Regions from separate parts of the Homo sapiens genome. Here regions 2 and 3 are each linked to region 1. A link is a contact called in ENCODE Hi-C data. All regions are on one chromosome and are shown on one strand. The core of a region is the stretch at or near the end of the contact, and the rest is flanking DNA. Distances in the headings are between cores, read along the strand shown. Region 1 has its middle 12 kb from the start of MIDEAS. Region 2 overlaps YLPM1 (YLP motif containing 1). Region 3 has its middle 49 kb from the start of FOS.

Region 1 (4,277 bases), core at 1,143-3,642:
ATCCTCCTGACAGTAATTGCAGGGTGCAGTGGGAGCCCCAAAGCAGGGATTGCAGTCTCCGTTTGTCTATGAAATGAGGGGATTAGACTACAGGGGTACCTTTCCTGTTCGAAAATTCCTGTGAATGGAGCCTGGCAGGCGGTGTCTTTATGGTGCCTCATAGTGGGACCCAGGGTTGTCACTCAGAGGCTTCCTGTCATTATCCCAGGTCTGCGTGCCACTCAGAGAGACCTGTGGAGGAGTGGCTTTCTCGCCATGGCTGATTAGTTGGACTTGCTTTTCTTTTTTCTTTTTTTTTTTTTTTTTGAGATTCAGTCTCACCCTGTCACCTAGGCTGGAGTGCAGTGGTGTGATATCAGCTCACTGCAGCCTCTGCCTCCCAGGTTCAAGTGATTGTCCTGCTTCAGCCTCCTAAGTAGCTGGGACTACAGGCGCCCACCACCATGCCCAGCTCATTTTTGTATTTCAGTAGAGACAGGGTTTTACCATATTGGCCAGGCTGGTCTCGAACTCGTGACCTCAAGTGATCCACCCGCCTCAGCCTCCCAAAGTGCTGAGATTACAGGCGTGAGCCATTGCGCCTGGCCTCTCTCTTTCTTTAAAGACTTTTCTTTCTTGAAGTTGAGCCACCCTTAGGGCTGAGCCTGCATGCACATGGGCCTGTGGGACCACTGGTGAGCACAGGGCTTATATTGTTTGCAGAGTATGTTTCTAGAACCTAGAAGCACATGGTATTTCCAGAATCCTCTTTAGGAACCCATGAATGTGTGTGTTTGTTCCGGGCCCCTGGAAGATCAGCTTGGAGAAACCTGAGTGGTGGAGGGAGTGGGTTGATGTCCAGGGAGGGGTGGGCTCATTTTGGAAAGGACAGAATGTGGGATCTGTCTTTGTTTCTGACTCCACAAGGCCTGCTCTCCCCTCCTTACTCATCCCAGCCTCTACCTTCCTACCCACACCTCTCTGTCCTCCTTCGTCATCTCTCCCTGGAAAATCAATTGTATTACCTCCAACATCCACCAGTCATAGGGTACGTATTCCGAATAGCAGGGACGCTGAGGAGCTGGGAAAAGTGCATTATAAGAGTAGATCCTGATTGGTAGGATTGACAGGTGTTGCTAGGAAAACTACTTTGGAAAATAGATAATCCGGGTAACTCACAAAGAACAAATATACATTAAAAATGTATGAGAAGCCAGGCGTGGTGGCTTACATCTGTAATCCCAGCACTTTGGGAGGCCGAGGTGGGCGGATCATCTGAGGTCAGGAGTTTGAGACCAGCCTGGCCAACATGGAGAAACCCCATCTCTACTAAAATTACAAAATTAGCTGGGTGTGGTGGTGCGCGCCTGTAACCCTAGCTACTCGGGAGGCTGAGGCAGGAGAATCACTTGAACTGGGGGGTGGAGGTTGCAGTGAGCCGAGATGGCACCACTGCACTCCAGCCTGGGCGACAGAGCGAGACTCTGTCTCGAAAACAACAACAACAACAAAATACACACACACACACACACACACACACACACACACACACACTAGAACTTGAAGCTGTAAGAAAATGTTAATTTCCTTTGATCTATTAGTATTGCTCTTGAGAATTTAAGAATAAAGAATTTATTAATTCTAAAAAGGAAAAGAGCTCTAAGTACAAAGATATCTATTTATTATTTTTTTAATCTCATACCTTCCTGCACACCAAAGATATTTATAGCAACATTGCTTAAAATAGAAAAGAAAAAAAAACAAAACCAAAACTGTAAACAGCCTCAGTGTTTCATGTGGCTGTATAATTCATGATACCTAGAGTCAGTGAGTATTGTGTCACTGTTATCTTAATATGAAGATAATGTTGTTTCTTGGGAAAATGTTGATGAATTTAGATGAAAAAAGTAAAACACAGAATTGCATAAGTGCATAAAAACTGATTACACTGCCCATAGTAAAAATTGGCATAATGCCAATAACTGGATTTGGGCAAAGAGGTTATGGGTAGAGCATGTGTGTGTGTTTGAAATTGCTTTAATAATTTATATAACATCTTTTTTTTATTTATAAGACAAGGCCTTAACTTCAAAGACTTTGGATTTGGGTGGGAAGGAGGCCAGGGGGAGGGACTCCCATCTGTTACTACCAGGAAAACCAAACAGCTCTGTCTTTATCAGCTACCGGCACTGCATGCAGGGGCTGGAGGATTCAGATGGGCCTGACTTCATAGACTGGCTGAGTAACTCGGGTTCACAGCGTGGACTCTGCCTCCAGCCCCCAGCTGGCTCAGGGCCCCAGACGATTTTCACACCTGCGTTTTCATGGAACCAGCCCAGTGAGCACGTGAGGCTTTGAGCCACCCGCCCACTCACCTCTGGGCTGCCTCTTACTTCAGGCCCCTGCCACAGCAGGAGGAAGCTGAGTCTTTCTTCTGCAGTTCCAACTGGCAGCAGGGAGGGTGTGCTTTGCTAATTGACCTCCTGCAGCCTTTTCTAACCCAGGTGGGGCCCTAGTGAGGTAGCGTCTTGCTCACTTACATTGTTGCACATATTAATTGAAGTGTTGAATTTAGTTGCTCTTTAATGCTAGCCACATCCATCCAGTTCACATCTGACCTAGCAGGCAGGGCCGTCTGACCCCACGTCTTGCCGTGAGATCTGCTGGGACGCGCAGCTGCAGGTTTGGGTGTGGCGCTGAGCAGCTGACTGTCTTCTGAGCACCTTCTCATATCTCTGTGGCATCTCAGAATCTCTGGACATCTGGTGAATGGCCTTCTCACCCACCACTCCCCTCGTGTGTAGTAGCCTTTTCTTCTGAGTGGAGAGCCTTATTTTCTTAACACGTGGAGTGTCTATTTGGAGGGTCCATGATCATCCCGTTGCTGTGACCAGCCCAGGAATGTGACCAGGGCAGGACAGGGAGACTCCTTGGTGTTGTGCAGAGTCCCCAGGTGGGTGGCAGCTGGAGAGCCCCCGGCGTACCTTGAGTTCGCAGGTTGGAGCCTGCTGAAGCTCTGCCCGACAGAATGCGTGTGGAGGGAGGCCCAGACCCAGCTGGGGCCCTGGTTATCTCCAGTGTATATTTGCTAAAACCAAATTTCAGAACTGTCAAAGACTGGAGTTTGTTCTTCTGTGATCAGATTGAAGTAGGACCTTGTGGCTGGAGGTGTGCCAGGGTCAGAGAGAAAATGGAGAGTATGGGCTCAGGGCACGCCTGGATGCTCATTAGGGGTACTCAGGCCAGCTTCATGTGTTCCATGGCAAGTGATGGCTGTGTGTGTGTGTGTTTGGAGGTGGGGCTGGTGACTGTCTCTGTGCTTTTCTAGAATATCGTGTTTATTCCTAGATGCCCCAACCTCATCTTCACGCCCTACAGTGGCATTGAGCCTGGTTCTGATCATTGCTGGTCATGTGAATATTAAGTGCCATAGTGTCTAAGGAACAAGCTGCCTTCTCGAGCCCAGGCCCCAGCAATAACTGTTCCTCTCAGTTCCCTAATTTAGAGACCACGTGTGTGCCCCAGGGTTGTCAGCAGCTCGGTTTTTTGAAGCTTGAAACACATTTCCATAGAAACAATGCTATAAATGGTGGTTGGGTACCTAGGCTAGCCCACAAAGAGCCCTGGTGTCACCTCAGAAGTTGCTGAAATAAGGTATTAGTGAAATTGAGAGCCCAAATGCAGCAGTCATAGTTAGTACCCAGGACGCTGGAGGTTAATTGGTGTGGGTTTATTTGTGTAATTTCCTTTCTTTGGTGAGAGGTGTTTCAAAGCTCTCTAGATAAGGGATGCTCTGTAGGCACTCCCCCGCACCATCCCCACCCAGTCACAATCCCTCCTCTCCCGGTTTACATTCCTTCTTCTTTCCTCATCAAGCCAGGGGCCTGGGCCTACCTGCCCTCTGGTATGTTTATGATGAGGAAATCCTGTTCAGTGGCCCTTACATCATCATTGTCATCATCACCATCATCATCATCATCATCATCGTCATCATCATCATCACCGTCGTTACTGTTATATAAATCATCTTGATCAACTTAACAGAATAAACATGACACCTATTTAGAATTCTCTTCTGATTGCTTCTAATATTCCTTTGCAGTTTTAACACAGCTTATAAGTTCACCTGACATATTTTTTGGTGCTGATTTTGTCACTTAACATGACTTCACCAAATGGTTTCATCAGATAGTTTCCCTCTGTCCATCCTTTCATATTTCATTCTGTTACTCTTCCTTACCGTACCATAATCTGAATGGGCTCTATATACAGGTGCTGTGGAGCATCTTTTGTAAAAA
Region 2 (4,410 bases), core at 1,795-4,294, 1.1 Mb before region 1:
GTAATTAAGCCAGGCTCTAGACATCTTTACCAAAATATCTGCAATTTGCACAGTTAGCAGGATAAAATACTTAACACAAAAACTGAGGGGCCTACAAAATAAGAAAACCTCAGTTGAGATTCTTAGTCAATCTAATAAAAAATGTAATAGTCGATCTCTAGATGACATGGCACCTACTTTGGTTTGCTCAATGATCAAAACTCTTTCACGAGGAAAACAAATCCAACCAGAAAATTTAAGATTTTATCTTTGTCAATAAACTTCTGGATTTAACACTGATATCTGAATCAAACTCAAACTTCTAGAAAATTATATGAATCAACTGTCAATAGACTACTTGTGTATTATTATTAATGACTTCTGATTCTACAATCAGTCCCTGAATATTTCAAATACGGCACTTAACTCTAAATATTCTCAAACAGAAACATTTCTGGGTCTCGTCTACTGAATTCCTCACACAGGAAGTTTACAAGTAAAGTTAGATCACTTAAGTGAGAGATTTCACTTTCAGTTTAAAATGTCTGAAATCATCCTTTACAGAGCTGACAAAAAAAAAAAAAAAGCTGAAATACCCACCAAGGTATCAGAAACCTTTCCCAACATAAGATTATTTTAAGTAACATGACACCACAAAAGATTTAAAATAAAACTCATATGATTTAAACCAGCAACTTTCTAAGAGAAGACAATGTTAATAAAATTAAAATAAAATGCTAGCAAATAATGGAATCCAAAATTAGTCCTCTGCATTTCCAGGACACCTCTTAACAAACTTAAAATATTTGTATTATCAAGGCATTTTCTACCCACACCAAATTTCTTCTTCAAGATACCTTGGGCTTCCTATACGATACTGCTTCTAATAGTAATGTAAGTGCAAGAATTTTGTTAAGTCCCACATTGGACTAGCAAAATCAATTATCAGCTGGCTGTCTCTATTACTCTTTTTGGTGCCAAATCTTTTTTCATTAATCTCCTTGCATGAAGGTTGTTATACCCATTTTCTAAAGTAGGAGCACTCTATGTTCATTCTCTAAGGTCACGTAATCTATATCTTCTGAAAATTGGCAGAGGCCGTTTCTGACTATGTTAACTCTTCCCCAGCTTCCCACCCTGCCCTGGTATAAGAGCACAGACATAAAGCCATGGCTGTAAGGTGAAAACACACATATGCAAAATTACCCATGATTCCAAGTGACTCACGGATAATCACCACTCATTTCATTGGCATTCTAACTACTGTCAGAACATCACAAGGTTAAGGACAACTGAAATAAAGCATCCTGCAGAAGAACATATCGGCCTCCATTTCATCTGAACTAGAGAACACATTATGGAAGTTTTGTTTTTGATAATAGGCATTGGGTGGCTTTAGAAAGTAGTAAATGAGTCTTTGTACAAACAATAATTCTATTTGGCTATTTTTGCGACATATCTTCACTCTACATAATAAAGGCTGCTGAGAAAGGTCAGTACACAGAAATGTATTGTAGGCCAATAAGCAATGAAAATAGCTTATTAAATACTACAAACAGCAGAAGTTATTTAATGTAGCAATTTATACATTCAATATTGACTTAATGAACTTAAAGTCACTTGCTTAAAAATTCAGATTTTCAGGGAAGATAAAAGTACAGAAAGTTGTTAGAATTTCCATTAAATTAGGGGTATTCAGTACTATAATATCAATTTGTTGAACCCAAAGTGATACTATTCAAATGCTAGTAACTATTAGCTCTATTCATACAGTCTTTAATGTAGGTCATAAAAGTAAAGGATTTTCATCTGTGGCCTGAAAGAGAATATTTCAAAATATTGAAGTCTTCAGTGAACACATTTACAAATTACTGAGTTGGATTACAAAATGCAAATTATGCTTGAGGAAGAAGGCTCTCTCATCTTCTTTCATGCTAAAAGATGACTTTTTTCTTTGCAGGATGAAAAAGGGAAGAGTCCCTTTTCTGTGTTTACATAGAAATAATATTTGGGTTTTATCTCTGTATGTTTCTGGGTTCCACCTGGTATTAACCACAAGAGAGGAAATTCTGTGCAGAAGGCCATGCTTTCCAGTAATGAACAATCTGGCAAGAACTTGAAAACCTGACAGGCTTAAAGGTTACATGCCAGAGTGCTCTGCATCTTTATACTCTTTCCCTGCAATCTTCATTTAAAAATCCACAATTCAAGTTCAAATGAAGGCAACAAGCTTGAGTTCCACAGAATACATCAGTTCTGTCTACCAGAATTCAAAGCCAGATCAGGAAAAAATAAAAACCTAACAGCATAAAGGCAGAAAGTGAAAAGAAGAAGGAAGGAAAGAAGAGAGGGAAGAACAGAGAGAGGATCAAAAAAAATTTTTAAATAAAGCATCATGTTACAGAATGGATATGCTCCAGGGAACTGATGAATATTTGAACTTGGTCAGTCTTCAAGACACAAAGATAGAGAAATCAGCTATAAAACAAAGATGAGTGTTTTGAACATCATTTGAACCCTGTGTTTTACAACATGTGCTACGGAATCATTGAGCCATATAATATTCAATGAAAAAAAGGTTTTGGGATGTTCAGCTAGCATTTAATTAGGACATACCATATTTAAAAAGCAATTAAAAATAAAATTAAGAAAACAAGAGAAAAGGGCCCATGCTGTATAGCCCATGAATCTCATCGGCTTTATCATGAAAGTTTATTGTTTTTAATCCTAGTACAATCAGCTACCAGTTACATACAGTAAAAAACAGAAACAGCCACAAAGCAATGATGATAGAGATAGTCTGTGACATTGTACAGTGGAGGAAATACTCTCTGTTGGAATCCTCCAGCAGACCCCCGCCTGGCTTCAGCAGTTAAGCTATCACTCCCTCCCTCCCCAAAACAGTTAAAAGAAAAATTAACGTCTTGCTTGGGTACAGCAAGATTCTAATACCTCTTGGGGACACTGGAGAACTTTAAAAAAAACTAAAGCAGTAGAAACAAAACAAGAACTGAAACGTGGAAGCAAGGTGACACACAAAGAAGCTCCGCGAGGCCTTGGCTTCAGACCACCTCAAAGCGAACCACCTGGAAAGAAAAGAAAAGGCTGTCACACCTGGAAAGAACAGGCAAAAAGTTCAGTAGCCCTTAGTATAACATCATTTCAGTCCTTCCCAAATCTATAGAATTCAAGTTTTTCTCAAGGTTTTTATTTTTATAAGTGAGCCAGCTTGCAGAAAATGGCTTCCTTTTCTAATAGTATTGTAAATGTTAACAACTAGTACATACTTACTCTTTCAGAACTATAAAATAACACAAGAAGAGAGCATTTTTAGCAAAATATGCTGTCTTCTTTATCTCAAACCCTTTGAAGCAACCACACAGTAGGCTATTTATATGACTGTGTACTCTTACCTTAGAGGAATAATGACTCCGTTCAAAAACTAAGTCTCATATATATTTGGTTCGATTGAGGGCTTTTTCAGCCAGGTGACCACTTTCATCTGTGATCTTCTCCCAATCAGTCTGTCCGACCACAAAACCTATGGCCCTTTTCCTATCTGCATCCTTCTTCTCTTCCAGGTCTGCCCATCTGACCTAAAAAGAACATAGCATTAGGCTGAGCTTTAGGAAAAATAAATATGCAAAGAGCCCCCTCCCTCTCTGGACAGTCTAAGGGGTAGAATGACTCATTTGAAACCGCAAGTTTAAAAAATTAAAAACTAACCCAGGAAAACTGGGAAAAGCCATATATTTTAAGTCACAAAGAGAAAACTCTCTGGACAATCCAAGTCCTAACCATTCCAGCTCCTGAACAGTTCAGCTCAATCCTGTCCTCTCTTTCTCCTCTGCCATTCCTTTTTATTTAATAATTCACTGACCTCATTTTTTTTTCACCTGAAAGCAAAGCACTAATCTCTACCTAGTCTTCCTGTCTGTACTCACCCGCTCCAGATTCATGCTGCCAGAGTGATCTTCCTAAAACACACAGTTGTGATTCATTTGCTTTAACTCCTTCCCCTACCTACCAGGCAAAGTCCAAGAACTCAGGTCCCTCTTGATCTGGCCCCAACTACACTTTCCTGCAACATCTCTGGCCAGTGCCTATGGCATTTTATACAAACAATACAGACTTCCTTCTAGCACTCAGAGCGCATCGCACCATTTCATGTCTCTATAACTCTGCATATATGTACTAGTCATTCTTCCTGAAATGTCTTTTCCCTAACCTTATCCACTTGGCATGAGTCTAGTCATCCTTCCCTGACTTACCCCTTTTTCCTTTGCCAATCAAATAATCACTGCTTTCCACAGTTAACTTCCGGATTTTGATATGTCTGCTTTTGAACTTCCACACCGTAGTATAATTATCCACTTACAGATCTGTCTTCCCTAACAGACTATCAACACCCTAGATCAATAACTGAATTTT
Region 3 (4,124 bases), core at 492-2,991, 1.5 Mb before region 1:
TACATGCTTGTTGAATTAATGTCATGCAAACCCAAAATTGGCTGCTATCTCTACTGCCTGAGTATTTTTAACAGAGGTAATCTTTTCTTTTTCTTTTTCTTTCTTTTCTTTTCTTTTTTTTTAGACCAAGTCTCACTCTGTTGCCCAGGCTGGTGTGCAGTGGTGTGATCTCAGCTCACTGCAACCTCTGCCTCCTGGGTTCAAGCGATTCTAGTGCCTCAGCCTCCCGAGTAGCTGGGACTACAGGCGGGAGTCACCACGCCCAGCTAATTTTTGTATTTTTAGTAGAGACAGGGTTTTACCATGTTTACCAGGCTGGTCTCGAACTCCTGACCTCAGATGTTCCACCCAGCTTGGCCTCCCAAAGTGCTGGGATTACAGGTGTGAGCCACCGTGCCCGGCCAGAGGTAATCTTTCTGACATCTTGTGTGTGTGTAGGGCTGGCTCAGTTGTCCATAACATTTTGTATGTACATACATAGATTTAATTATTAATTTAATGAATTCTATAGTAGCCCCTAAAAGAAGATATGGTTTCAGATTTCCCCTCTGGTTTTAGGCTATAACATTTCTCTTGAATGTTCTGAGAATATCAGATCCTCCATGACAATGTCTTTAAAATTGTGTCGAGTAACACTAACCCTTAAATGGGCTGTGGGCAGCTGTCAAGTTTCAGGCCTCAACTCTTGGCAAGACATTGTCTCTCTCAGAGGCCTTTAGAATGTCTCCAAAGCACGCTACAGTGTATCTGCTGAACTGTTAGCCAACAGCCTCTGTATCTCATGGGCAGGTATCAGTTTCACTGTTGTAATATCCCCTCAACAACCATTGCAATGGCCAGGACATGTGGCCTGGCCTGTGGTTCAGAAACATAGTCACTGTAGCCATATATGACCCCAGAAACAGGGAACAGGTCTATGAGGTTGATTTGCCTGATTCCTACTCCACCCCCACATATGTGTATGCACACACACAGACACATACATGCATGTGTGCACACACACCCATATACATGCAGGTGTGCACACACACCCATATACACGCATGTGTGCACACACATGCACCCACCTTATTGGCGCCACTGATAATATAAAATACCTGTAACAAGGGACAGAACTTTTTATTTTTCTATGTGTAAGAAGATTTATGGGGTAAAAGCTCCTGAATAGGCCGGGCGCGGTGGCTCGTGTCTGTAATTCCAGCACTTTGGGAGTCTGAGGCAGGTGGATCACAAGCTCAAGAGATCAAGACCATACTAGCCAACATGGTGAAACCCCATGTCTACTAAAAATACAAAACTTCGCTGGGCGTGGTGGCGCACTCCTATAGTCTCAGCCACTAAGGAGGCTGAGGCAAGAGAATTGCTGGAACCCTGGAGGTGGAGGTTGCAGTGAGCCAAGATCACGCCTGGGAAACAGAGCGAGACTCCAGAAAAAAAAAGAAAGAAGAAGAGAGAGAGCGAGAGAAAGGAAGAAAAAAGAAAGGAAGGAAGGAAGGAAGGAAGGAAGGAAGGAAGGAAGGAAGAGAGAGGAGGGATTTCTCAAGGATCAGCGTATCTAAGCCAAAGGCCTTAGGGGAAGGGAGAGAAAGGAAGTGCGGGGCTTGGCAGGCACCTCTCCCTGCCTTTGATTCAGACATTCCTGGTGCTTACTGGGTGTAGACACTTTTCTCTCAGCCTGCTTCCTTGTAGGCAAAATGGGTGTAATAATCGCACTCACCTCATGGGGTTATTTTAAGAATTATATGAAACAATGCATGTTAGGCAGACAATTCAAGGCTCAGCACACAGAAAGCCACCCTTTAGCTATTACCAGTATTTGACCTGTAATCAGGCTCAAAGAGTGTCTTTTAGGGTCTCAAAAATTGGGTGCAAATTGGCTCTCCTCAGTAGTTGGTGGTTGCTCATCAGGTGTTTAGGACGTCTGCAAAGTAAGGAGGTCTGACAGACTCCTCATTGTAAGCTGTTCCCTAGTCACTCTGCCCCCATACTGGGAGTGGCAAGGGAGGCATTTGGCAAGAAACCCAGCAGTGAGACAATAGGTGTGAAAGATGAACAGGAAGTGTGGTTTGGAAGCAAGTGCTAGCACCAAACCACTCATGGAGAACACCTAATCTGGCTGCTGATTGGGCGCTGAGCCATCACTCATATCAAGCTTCAATGGGAAGGTTTGTATCCATGCCCAAACTTACAGCACACGGACCTTCACCAGGGAGATTGACTGAACTGGTGACCAAGGGCTCCCTTGAGACAGCATGGCCTTTGGCCTTCCAGGTTCAAATCCTAGGTCACTCAGTTACTACCTGAGGCACATTATTTAACCTCTTGGAGCCCCATCTGTCTTATCTTTGAAACAGGCATGGCTGTTGGGAGGGTTAGTGGAGATAACATGGAAAGAGCCTAGCACAGGGCCTGGCCCACTCCACAAATGCGAGCTCCCTCCCATTTCCCCTCCCAGGCATCTGAGACACCCCTCCACCCCTTCCTTGTCTCCTCACTGAAGACAGTTAAGCATGCTGTCTGGGGATGACGCCAGTTCTTGATTATTTGATATTGCCACACATCTGGCCTTATCACTGACTATTGACTATAAGACTGGCTGCCCTCTGCTCCACCTGGCTCCTTCCGGCCAGGTGGCTTCTCCTGACGCACTTGGACAACAGTGAAGGGTTGGGCCAGGTCGCCTGGTGGCACCAGGGTTGATGTGAAAGAGTTTTTCCTCAATATTCCAAACTTAAGAGAAGGAATGACTTTAAAAATGCATATGTATCTGCATGCCTGAAACACACACCTTTGAGAAGTTTCCTTCCTTTGAGTACCCAGACTGCAGTTGTTCTGACAAGTGCCCTGCCTGATCCTCCCTCTGAACACTTTCGTAGTTCCCAAGCTTCTCTTCCAGATAATCTAGGGTTCCTGTTTCTCAGCTCATCTCCTAAATGTTGGGGTTCTAGGAGATTCTGCCGTCAGTGCCCCCACCCACCATGCTCTCTGCATGACCTCAACCACAGCCATACCCTGCTGAGTTCCGAATCCATCTGCCTGGCTCTTCTGCCCACACATCTGCATACACAGCTGCCTCCATTTCCACCTGGTGGTTCTTAGACTTAACGTGTACAAAACAGAATGATGGATCTTCTTGACACACACCTAATTCTTCTATATTCTGTGCCCCAGTAAATGGCATGTCCTGCAAACCCAGAAGCATAAGCAAATCTCTTGATCTCCCTCTTCTGTTAATTCTATTTCCTTAGTATCTCTTGACTGTATCCCCTCCTTCCCATCTACCTTCCACCTCTGCATTCTGGCTGCCGCTGTATCTCCCCTGTAACACGGGAACCACGGCCTCAGTGGGCTCCTTGCTTCTAGTCGTTGTTCTCCACCATTGCCCCTAGAGACAACTTTCTAAAATGTAAATCTGACGGCACGCCTCCTCTTACTTAAAAATCTCTCAGCCAGGAGCGATAGCTCACGCCTGTAATCCCAGCACTTTGGGAGGCTGAGGCGGGCAGATCATGAGGTCAGGAGATTGAGACCAGCCTGACCAACATGGAGAAATTCCGTCTCTACTAAAAATACAAAAATTATCCGAGCGTGGTGGTGCATGCCTGTAATCCCAGCTACTCGGGAGGCTGAGGCAGGAGAATCGCTTGAATCCGGGAGGCGGAGGTTGCAGTGAGCCAAGATTGTGCCATTGCACTCCAGCCTGGCAACAAGAGTGAAACTGTCTCAAAAACAAAAACAAAAACCTCTCAAGGGCCCTTTCTCAGTCAAGGTCCAGACGGGGAACTGAAATCACACCAGCTATTGTAACACATTGTAACAGGGTCAATTTAAGATAAAGAATTGTTTACTAGGTCCAAAACAAAAAAGAATTGTTAACTTCAACTTGGAAAGTGAAATGACAAAGAGAACACTGAGGTATCACTGAGGCAGCAACTGCAGGAAACAGCTACTCCTCCTCCCAGGACTGTGGGAACAAAGGGAAAAAGGTGGGATTATTCATTTAGGGAGGAGGGATCCATGGCTTTAATGATAAGAAACAAACTAGTATGACATGCAAAGTCCTCGTGGTCTGTCCCCTGCTTTCTTTCTGGCTTCCTCTGTAGTCACAGCACCGGCTTCCTCAT

The links. Hi-C counts contacts between places; a loop is a spot of excess contacts on that map. Pooled maps may share reads with other maps.
Region 2: a map with no recorded cell type shows a loop between it and region 1 (14-fold over the local background). The contact joins two enhancer-like sites. A Hi-C loop is called at or near these places in 4 of 37 single-sample maps with no recorded cell type and 3 of 50 pooled maps.
Region 3: a loop to region 1 is called in a pooled map, with 2.0 times the contacts of the local background. The contact joins two enhancer-like sites. A Hi-C loop is called at or near these places in 1 of 168 maps with a recorded cell type or tissue (naive thymus-derived CD4-positive, alpha-beta T cell), 2 of 37 single-sample maps with no recorded cell type and 2 of 50 pooled maps.

The regions. Positions count from the first base shown.
Region 1 is chr14:73,770,051-73,774,327 of GRCh38, reverse strand. It overlaps a transcript of MIDEAS not described here. Among named protein-coding and RNA genes, the nearest start is that of MIDEAS, 12 kb to the right of the region's middle. RefSeq lists enhancers at 2,569-2,628, 2,749-2,818. Within about 2 kb of position 2,392, at least 31 of the 41 ENCODE cell types and tissues checked have a DNase peak (open chromatin) inside an H3K27ac peak, as active enhancers do.
Region 2 is chr14:74,834,430-74,838,839 of GRCh38, reverse strand. YLPM1 (YLP motif containing 1) reads right to left here. Exons shown (of 21, transcript NM_019589.3): 20 at 3,393-3,575; 21 at 1,522-3,065. The coding sequence ends at 3,429. Among named protein-coding and RNA genes, the nearest start is that of PROX2, 40 kb to the left of the region's middle. Within about 2 kb of position 3,044, at least 5 of the 41 ENCODE cell types and tissues checked have a DNase peak (open chromatin) inside an H3K27ac peak, as active enhancers do.
Region 3 is chr14:75,228,213-75,232,336 of GRCh38, reverse strand. No RefSeq gene overlaps it. Among named protein-coding and RNA genes, the nearest start is that of FOS, 49 kb to the left of the region's middle. RefSeq lists a cis regulatory region at 2,039-2,594. Within about 2 kb of position 1,741, at least 20 of the 41 ENCODE cell types and tissues checked have a DNase peak (open chromatin) inside an H3K27ac peak, as active enhancers do.